2 separate regions of the Homo sapiens genome follow, and region 1 is linked to region 2. Evidence: read pairs that join two places in POLR2A ChIA-PET (ENCODE). Cell type or tissue: K562. All regions are shown on one strand. Region 1 overlaps IDE (insulin degrading enzyme). Region 2 overlaps MARCHF5 (membrane associated ring-CH-type finger 5).

Region 1 (5,000 bases), 160 kb before region 2:
GTAATCCCGGCTACTTGGGAGGCTGAGGTAGGAGAGTTGCTTGAACCCAGGAGATGGAGGTTGCAGTGAGCCGAGATTGCACCACTGCACTCCAGCCTGGGTGACAGAGCCAGACTCCGTCTCAAAAAAAAAAAAAGAAAAGGGCCAGGCGTGGTGGCCTACATCTGTAATCCCAGCATTTTGGGAGGCCAAAGCAGGCGGATCACCTGAGGTCAGGAATTCAAGACCAGCGTGGCCAACATGGCAAAACCCCGTATCTACCAAAAATAGAAAAATTAGCCAGGTGTGGGGGCACATGCCTATAGTCCCAGCTACTCAGGAGGCTGAGGCAAGAGAATTGCTTGAACCCAGTAGGCGGAGGTTGCAGTGAGCTGAGATGGCACCACTTCACTCCAGCCTGGGTGACAGAACAAGACTTTGTCTCAAAAAAAAAAGTACAAAAAGGCTAGAAGGATGTGAGGTGGGTGAGGGAGAGAGGCTTACAGGCCACGTTCCTCTCTCTCTGCTTTTTTTTTTTTTTTTTTTTTTGAGACAGGGTCTCACTCTGTGTCTTGGTCTGGAGTGCAGTGGTATACTCACAGCTCACTGCAGCCTCAAACTCCTGGGGTCAAGTGATCCTCCCGCCTCAGCCTCCCAAGTAGCTGGGACTATAAATGTGAGCCATGGCACTGGCTCCCCTCCTTCTGATGAGAGGGAACTTAGTGCTGCCAATTTATAATTAGTAAGTTTGACTGTTGGTCAAAGTTGGACATGATCAGAAAAGTGAAATCAATGAAATACAACTCCAGGCTTCTCTACCTCCCTTTTCTATTAATGTCTAAATTATCATCTGTAAGTGTGGGCAGACATAGCATTGACTTTATTAAACCCCAAATAAGTTTTTGAACTTGCTGCTGTCTTTTTGAAACTTCCTAGGAGGATGGTTTGTTTATCAGCAGAGAAATGAAGTTCACAATAACTGTGGCATCGAGATATACTACCAAACAGACATGCAAAGCACCTCAGAGAATATGTTTCTGGAGCTCTTCTGTCAGATTATCTCGGAACCTTGCTTCAACACCCTGCGCACCAAGGAGCAGTTGGGTGAGAGGAAAGTGGGGAAATAGCAGGGTACTGTAGACTTTGATGAATTATTTTCCCTGTAAAACATTTTCCACATTTTCACCTAACACTGTATATCAGGCATGGTCTACTTAGAGAGACTTGAGAAAACCTTATTACAGAGAATCCACTTCTAAAAGATAAGCAATCACTATCTTATGGACATTAAAGCAATTATTTATGAGATGATACTGCATATTACATACATGTCAATAAAGAGGGCATTTTAGGTGGGGGAAAAGGATACTAAGGACAAGCTTATGGGTAGCAAGATGAGAAATGAGCCATCCAGAGGAGCTTAGATTCACTAAAGCCTGAGTTCCTTGAGGGCAGGTATTATCTCTCATTCGTCTTTATATCCCAAGCCTGGGACATACAGAAGGCACAGCAAGTGTTCCCAGTTTTAGATACTGTTAAAAGTCTTGAGGTACTGGCAGATTTGATCAATGAGGAAAGAAGCTCAAAGAAGCCCCAGTAATGACAGAAAGGAACCAGTGAAAAAAGGATGAGTCTCTCCAAGTACCCATCATTGTTTAAATACCCATTGTGCTAGGTGCTGGACATGGAAAATGGATGCTCTGGATGGTCCTTCCTTTCGAGGAGCTCACAGTCAAATCAGGATGGCAGGCCTGTAAAGGAATAATTTTAGTACAGCATGGTAAATGTTATTATAAGAGCTCAAACTATTGGCCGGGCACGGTGGCTCACGCCTATAATCCCAGCACTTTGGGAGGCTGCGGCGGGTGGATCACCTGAGGTCAGGAGTTCAAGACCAGACTGGCCAACATGGTGAGACCCCATCTTTACTAAAAATACAAAGATTAGCTGGGCGTGGTGGTGCATGCCTGTAATCCCAGCTACTCAGGAGGCTGAGGCAGAGAATCACTTGAACCCGGGAGGCAGAGTTTGCAGTGAGCGGAGATCGTGCCACTTGACTCCAGCTTGGGTGACAGAGCGAGACTCCATCTCAAAGAAAATCAAACTGTGAATGGCTATGTTGAAGATAGAAACTTCCTCAGAAGTGAGACCCAGAGGCACCACAGCTGTTGGAGGTGGTAGATCAGGGCAGGGCAGCTGAAGGAGATAAGCCAAGAGCTTGGTTTTGAAAAGGTGTTGAAGGAAGGTAGTGCATGTCCTCATGAGATAACATGGAAGTATGACTTTTAGTTAGCTTGATCTCTAGAGAGTTGCATTCTGAATTAATTGGTTCAGGAATGGATTATCTAACAAGAAATACAGTAGGAGAGCCGTGTTCATATGCGGAACTTGGATGTTAAAGGAAACACAGCTAGGACTGTCACTAAGGGATGAAAATGAGTCCAGCATTTTATATTCTGGGAGTAACTTTAGCATAGATTGAAGAGGATTAACTCACAGAGAGTGAGGAGTGACAAGATGGGAGTTTGAATAATGAATAGGATTTTTTTCCTAAGAAGAAGAAAAAGTCATCTCCAACTTTGTAATTCTTCAGAGAGCTCTTCTGCTCTGTCCTTAGGAACTGAAACCATCTTAAGTGCTCATATTTCTTTAAGAGGTGAATACTCTAAAACCTTAAACTAGATTTTATTTGCTCAGACAGGTTAGTTTTTGAAGGATTAAAAATGACCCAGGTCTCAAATGCCACGGTCATGACTGGCTGATGTCTGTGTTTCAGGCTATATCGTCTTCAGCGGGCCACGTCGAGCTAATGGCATACAGGGCTTGAGATTCATCATCCAGTCAGAAAAGCCACCTCACTACCTAGAAAGCAGAGTGGAAGCTTTCTTAATTACCATGGAAAAGTCCATAGAGGACATGACAGAAGAGGCCTTCCAAAAACACATTCAGGCATTAGCAATTCGTCGACTAGACAAACCAAAGAAGCTATCTGCTGAGTGTGCTAAATACTGGGGAGAAATCATCTCCCAGCAATATAATTTTGACAGAGGTAAGGTAAAATTAGGGCTCCAACATTTATGGCATTCAAGTAACATTTGATTAAGGCCATTCTACAAAATGGTATTCATTTTGTAGGTGATATTCCGTTACCTATTTGGGGAGTTGGGGTGGGGGGATGGCTGGCACTTCCAAAGAACTGTTACTTAATTTAACCCCAGTTTTCTGTTAGAAACCTTATCTCTTTTTTTTCCCTCCAAACCTAGACCTGGATCTACCCATATCTCACAATAAAGTATTAATAATTCAATTTCACATTTTTGTTTCATCAGTGTATCCTGAGATTCTGATCACAGATACCTAAGTATCTATTTCCCATAATACTAAAAAAATGAGATAATACCAGATTGAACCCCTTTGAGGCAAATGCTGCCCTTGAGGCACAGGAGTTCAAACATTTGCCTGTAGGGATCTCCAAAGATTTTTCACTCCTTTCAGATTTGGGAGAGCTGTGATTCTTGAAGTCTCTTGTCTTGAATCAGCTTCCTTTCACCTTGCTTCTAGAGCATAGATTAACAACGGATTGTGCTAAGCTGTACTAGAAGTCAGAGGATGTGGGTTGTGTTCTTACTCTGACACCAACAAGCTAAAAATCTTGGTCAAGACACCTTTTTTGGACCTCAGTTTCCTTACCCATAATTTTTATTTTTGTTTTGTTCTTTCAGAGAGTATCTCACTCTGTCAGCCAGGCTTGAGTACAGTGTGTCATCATAGCTCACTGTAGCCTTGAATTCCTAGGCTCAAGCGATTCTCCTGCCTCAGGCTCCCAAAGTGCTGGGATTACAGGCGTGAGCCACCACGTCCAGCCTACTTATAATTTATCTAGCAGTTGGATTCACTATTAATGATAATACTGTCTCTCATTTATTGAGCATTTGCCGTGTACCTAGCAGTGTTATTGTCATGTATCTTTTTCCTAATTCTCACTGCAGCCCTTATTAAGTAGTTATTATCCCCAATTTCCAGATGAGGAAACTGAGGCTTAGAAAAGTTGAGGTGACTGGCCAAGATCCAAAAGCTCATAACCAGAGAGCCAGGATGTGAATCCAGGCTGGCCTGGCTCCTGAGCCAAGGCTCTTACCCATTGCACTACATCCACTTATTATTTTTTTTTTAAGATGGAGTTTCGCTCTTGTTGCCCAGGCTGGAGTGCAATGGCACGATCTCCGGCTCACCGCAACCTCCACCTCCCGGGTTCAAGCAATTCTGCCTCAGCCTCCCAAGTAGCTGGGATTACAGGCATGTGCCACCACTTTGTATTTTTAGTAGAGATGGGGTTTCTCCATGTTGGTCAGGGTGGTCTCGAACTCCCAACCTTAGGTGATCCCCCTGCCTCGGCCTCCCAAAATGCTGGGATTACAGGTGTGAGCCACTGCACCTGGCCTTTTTTTTTTTTTTTTTTTTTATGAGACAGTTTTGCTCTGTCGCCCAGGCTGTAGTATAGTGATGTGATCTTGGCTCACTGCAACCTCTGCTTCCCAGGTTCAGGTGATTCTCATGTCTCAGCCTCTCCCGAGTAGCTAGGTCTACAGGCATACTCCACTATGCCTGGCTAATTTTTATATTTTTAGTAGAGATGGGGTTTCACCATGTTGGCCAGGCTGGTCTCAAACTTCTGGCCTCGAGTGATCCACCTACCTTGGCCTCCCAAAGTGCTGGGATTATAGGCATGAGCCACTGTGCCCAGCCAACATCCACTTACTTTTATTTGAAATCAAAGCAAATGGTCACGTAAAAATGTGGATGCTTGGCTAGGCACAGTGGCTCACGCCTGTAATCCCAACATTTTGGGAGTGCGAGGCGGGCGGATCACGAGTTAGGAGATCGAGACCATCCTGGCTAACACGGTGAAACCCCGTATCTACTAAGAATATAAAAAAGAAAAAAAAAATTAGCTGGGCATGGTGGCGGGCGCCTGTAGTCCCAGCTACTTGGGAGACTGAGGCAGGAGAATGGCATGAACC
Region 2 (5,000 bases):
CCTTTGTAAATATTCTTTTTTTTTTTGGAGACGGAGTCTCGCTCTGTTGTCCAGGCTGGAGTACAGTGGTGCGATCTCAGCTCACTGCAACCTCTGCCTTCCAGGTTCAAGCAAATCTCCTGTCTCACCCTCCCGAGTAGCTGGGACTACAGGCACGTGCCACCACGTCTGGCTAATTTTTTGTATTTTCAGAAGAGACGGGGTTTCACTTGTTAGCCAGGATGGTCTCCATCTCCTGACCTTGTGATCTGCCTGCTTAGGCCTCCCAAAGTGCTGGGATTACCGGTGTGAGCCATCGTGCCTGGCCCTGTAAATATTCTTAACTCACCGTAACATAGAAATCAAATTGTTTTATGCTCACTGTAAACATTTTTAAATTATTTGGTTTTTAATTTTAAACAATAAGTAAAATGCTTAAGGTATTTTTTCCTAAGGAAACAAGGTTAAATTAATTTGGGGAAAAAGATAATGCGAATTCAGGATATTCTAGCTGGTTAAAGAACCTGGACTTTGGAGCCAGATTGTCTGGGTTCAAACCCCTGCTAACTACATAGGTTTAATGATAGAATCTCTTTCACAGAGTTGTTGCAAAGCAGGGGTTCTTAATCTGGGGTCCATGAAAAACTTAGGGGGTGGGGATCGGTAAATCTGAATGAGGGGAGAAAAACCATCACGTTTATTTTTGCTAAGCTCTAAATAAAATGTAGCTTTTCTTCAATAATGAGTGCAAGCAAACCACAGTAATATTAGCAGCACAGCAATTAGAAATGAGTATAGCAACCAGAAATTTTCATATTACTTTACAGCTGTAGAGATCCCGAAATAACTAATTTCAAATTACAATGAGCTAAATGTTATCAGGCCAACTGATAAATCTTGTATTTTAATGTGTTAAAGTTCATATTACTATTTTAGGCTTTTAATATTTTGATAGCTGTACTTCAATATAATTGGTTTCATTTCTAATCCTATATATTTTGTTTTATTCTTTCAAAAACATTCTGAGAAGGAACCCATAGGCTTAACCAGACCACCAAAGGAGTTTTAGCATAAAAAATGTTTTATGTTAAGGTCCCCTATTGTAAAAGATTAAACATGTGATTAAGAAACTGCTTAAAAATTGCCTAGCACATATATAACCTCCATATGACCACTAGCAATAACAACATTGACAATGATGACAGTGATGGTGTCAGCTTTCCATTCAAGTTCCTAAAATTTATGGATGCAGTTTTCTTACCATTAGCACATAAAGCAATTCTACTTGGCACCCTGGCATTCAGTGGAAAATGTTCTGGATTCCTAGTCATTTCCCCAATTTTTCAACAGGCCACGCCACTACTTAAGATCTTAAGATTCATTTAAACCCTTTCAATTCATTTTCTTTCACCCTTATTACCCTTCTGGTAGCTTTTCTAAATGCCACCTACTTGCTGATGTTACTCCTACACCATCCTATTCACCAAGTTGGGGCATATTCATTTACAAAGCAAAAGGAGATCTGGGAAGTATCATGATTGGTTCAGGGAACAAAGAACAAATCACTGTCATTATATGAAGACAACAGAAGAGAACTAAACTAGACAAATCTAAGGACTATTACTTATTCCTAAGAACAGATGTATAGTCTTACTGGTATGGGTAATATAATTCCATGTGATTTTAAAATTATGATGGTTTTTGCCAGTTATATAGTAAACTAATAAAGAGTAAACAGTAAAATTTATAAACAGTTTAAGGAATATACATGACAAAATTGCCCTAAATCTAACATTATTCAAGATCTCCTCCTAAATCCACTTGAGTACCTAATAAGTACATTCATTATTTGATGCCACAAGGAACTACATGTAAGGAACTTCCAGTCTAGTTAACGAACAAACATGCATACGAGGATCACAAAAAAACCACTATACCAAGCATTAAGTGCCAAGAAAAGTTGTTAGAAACCTTAATACAGAAATGTGATGAGAGACCAAGAAACAGGATGAAACAGCTGAGGTTTCAAGAAAAGGAAATAACTACAGATGAGAATTCAAGTTAGAGTGGAAAGAAAAGGTATTTGAAGAAAAACAGAGTAAGCAAGCTTAGAGATGGAAATGAACATATATTCATAGACCAATGTGGTTGGAGCAGAAAGATTTTAAGATGAAGCTAGATATTACAAACCAGTTGGGAAAGGATGAATAACAAAGACAATCTCACTTCACAGGGTTCATTTGTGACTAATTTACAGTCTATCTGATCAAACAGGTTAATTATTTTTAAAGTATGTAGAAAAAAGTGAGGGGGGCTTTATTTATCAAAAAGATAGTTTCTCACTGGCACTAAATTAAGCAAGATAGGTACAGTAACTTAAAAAACAGCTGGTAGTAAAGCCTTTGCAGACTCAAACTGCAGGTGTTTCTTTTGGATTCTTAGGAAATTCTGGGAAATCAGACTCCTGCCTGAGAAATCACTGTGATGAAAATTGGAATGTAGCAGAATAGAAGAGTGAGAATATAGAAAGCAAGCGTGGAATAAGCTTTAAATTGCTGCTGTTGTATTATATATGGTGCCATAATAGTGTATTTACATGACTGCTCTAAGGAAAGAGAACAAGCACTCCTCAATTTAGAACAAGTTTGGAGATTCATACTGTGGTTAATGTAAGGAGGGCTCTATTTGACAAAGAAAAAGACTACATGTTAGGCCGGGCACGGTGGCTCACGCCTATAATCCCAGCACTTTGGGAGGCCGAGGTGGGTGGATCACCTGAGGTCAGGAGTTGGACACCAGCCTGACCAACATAGAGAAACCCCGTCTCTACTAAAAATACAAAATTAGCCGGGTGTGGTGGTGCATGCCTGTAATCCCAGCTACTCAGGAGGCTGAGGCAGGAAAATCGCTTGAACTCGGGAGGCGGAGGTTGCAGTGAGCCGAGATCGTGCCATTGCACTCCAGCCTGGGCAACAAGAGCAAAACTCCGTCTCAAAAAAAAAAAAAGAAAAAAAAAGAAAAAAGAAAACTACGTGTTGCTTATTTTGTCTCAGGATTAAAAGTGTCACACCCAAGAATTGTGAAACAGAAAGCACACTATTAGGGAGACTAATATGTCCGTTCATCCTAGTGGAATGGAAGTTAAAGTACCTGGATCTATCAAAGACATATAACCACAATCATGACACATTACCAAAAAGAAAAGGTGAGAATACAGTCAGCCCTCCAACTGAGGGTTCTGCATCTGTTCATTCAACTAATCTCAGGTAAAATACATTTGGAAAAAAAAGAGTCTGTACTGAACATGGAGGGACTTTTCCTTGTTATTATTTCATAACAATACAGTATAACAACTATTTGCATAGCATTTACACTGCATTAGGTATTTTTTTTTTGAGACAGAGTCTTGCTTGTCACCCAGGCTGGAGTGCAATGGCGTGGTCTCAGCTCACCGCAATCTCTGCCTCCCGGGTTCAAGCGATCCTCCTGCCTCAGCCTCCCAAGTAGCTGGGATTGCAGGTGTGTGCCACCATGCCCAGCTAATTTTTTTGTATTTTTAGTAGAGATGGGGTTTCACCATGTTGGCCAGGCTGGTCTCAAACTCCTGACCTCAGATGATCCGCCTGCCTCAGGCTCCCAAAGTGCTGGGATTACAGGCGTGAGCCCCTGCACCCGGCCTGTATTAGGTATTATATGTAATCTAGAGAGAACGTAAAGTGTACAGGAGGATGTGCATAGGTTATATGCAAATACTACACCATTTTATATCAGGGACTTGAGCATCTACAGAGTTTGGCATCCTTGGGAGGTCCCAGAACCAATTCCCCACGAATACTGAGCAATCATTTATTGAGTATAGTATATTCATGCCGTGCCTTTTGTCTTTGATGTTCATAAACTCTGAAAGCACAATTAATCCCATCTTAAACAAGAACCAAAAGCCCAGAAAGGTTAAGTGATCTGGCCAAGGCCACACAGTAAGCAGAGAGGCATGGATGCAACCTGGGCCATGACTCCAAATCATCAGCTTTTTTCACTGCACCATGCTGCCCTATGTATAGTGTATTCAGAGAAAAATTCACATTTACATTTCCCATTTCTTAGAAAATTACAGCAGTACAAAAAATACGTGTTTCATTTTACTAAGGTACTTTAAAGCAGCCATAATGTGCTTCCTCCAGAGAGGCAAATCCCTTTCAGTTTACTCCAATGGGCCATATAAATATTGTCATCTATGTGAACTACGGCATGTAAAGAATTAGGAGGCAGGTCAGGCGTGGTGGCTCATGCCTGTAATCCCAGCACTTTGGGAGGCTGAGTGGGGAGGACTGCTTGAGACCAGGAGTTCAAGGCCAGCCTGGCCAAAACAGTGAAACCCTGTTTCTACTAAAAATACAAAAAATTAGCTGAGCATGATGGCACACACCTGTAATCCCAGCTACTTGGGAGGCTGAAGCATGAGAATCGCTTGAACCCGGAGGCTGCAGTGAGCCAAGGTTGCACTACTGCATTCCAGCTTGGGCAACAGAGTGAAGGCTCTGCCTCAAAAAAAAAAAAAAAAAAGAATTAGGAGGCACTGAAGATGAACTGCTACATGAGTCTGGAGAAGAAGAGAAAAATATTTCTGCAGACATGGTCAGAAGAGCATTATAAACAAGGCAGAACCTAACTAGGTCTTGAAAAATGGGTAGAGCTTTGAAAGAAAAGATGCCAAACAAAACCCAAAAACAAAAACCACCTTATGTTTGGAAGAAAGTGCGCAAGCCAGTTTGGCTTGGGCAAAAGACTTGGGTACTTATACACTTATTCATAAAGAGAAGAAAGGCTTTAAAAAGGCAGTTGGTGCCAGCTATGTACGGCATATCTTAAACATAATAGGGAGCATAATAAATGGTCTGTGAATAATGGTGAGTGTCCTGAAGGACAGGCTAAAGAATATGATCTCTTTTTTTTTTTTGAGACAGGGTCTTGCTCTGTGGCCCAGGCTGGAGTGCAGTGGCATGGTGCAATCTCAGCTCACT

The links. ChIA-PET counts read pairs that join two places held together with the same protein. Peaks named below come from ENCODE experiments on the same cell type or tissue, not always from the same donor. Only the 100,000 strongest peaks of a DNase experiment are listed, where the experiment ranks them.
Region 1: POLR2A ChIA-PET joins it to region 2 with 6 read pairs; 4 of 35 experiments call an interaction of 5 or more read pairs at or near these places.

The regions. Positions count from the first base shown.
Region 1 is chr10:92,461,759-92,466,758 of GRCh38, reverse strand. IDE (insulin degrading enzyme) reads left to right here. Exons shown (of 25, transcript NM_004969.4): 20 at 916-1,083; 21 at 2,756-3,028. Among named protein-coding and RNA genes, the nearest start is that of IDE, 110 kb to the left of the region's middle. In K562, no CTCF peak of the experiment used is centred here; a DNase peak (open chromatin) is centred at 2,178.
Region 2 is chr10:92,300,434-92,305,433 of GRCh38, reverse strand. All of the region lies in intron 1 of MARCHF5 (membrane associated ring-CH-type finger 5), which reads right to left. Among named protein-coding and RNA genes, the nearest start is that of MARCHF5, 12 kb to the right of the region's middle. In K562, no CTCF peak of the experiment used is centred here; no DNase peak of the experiment used is centred here.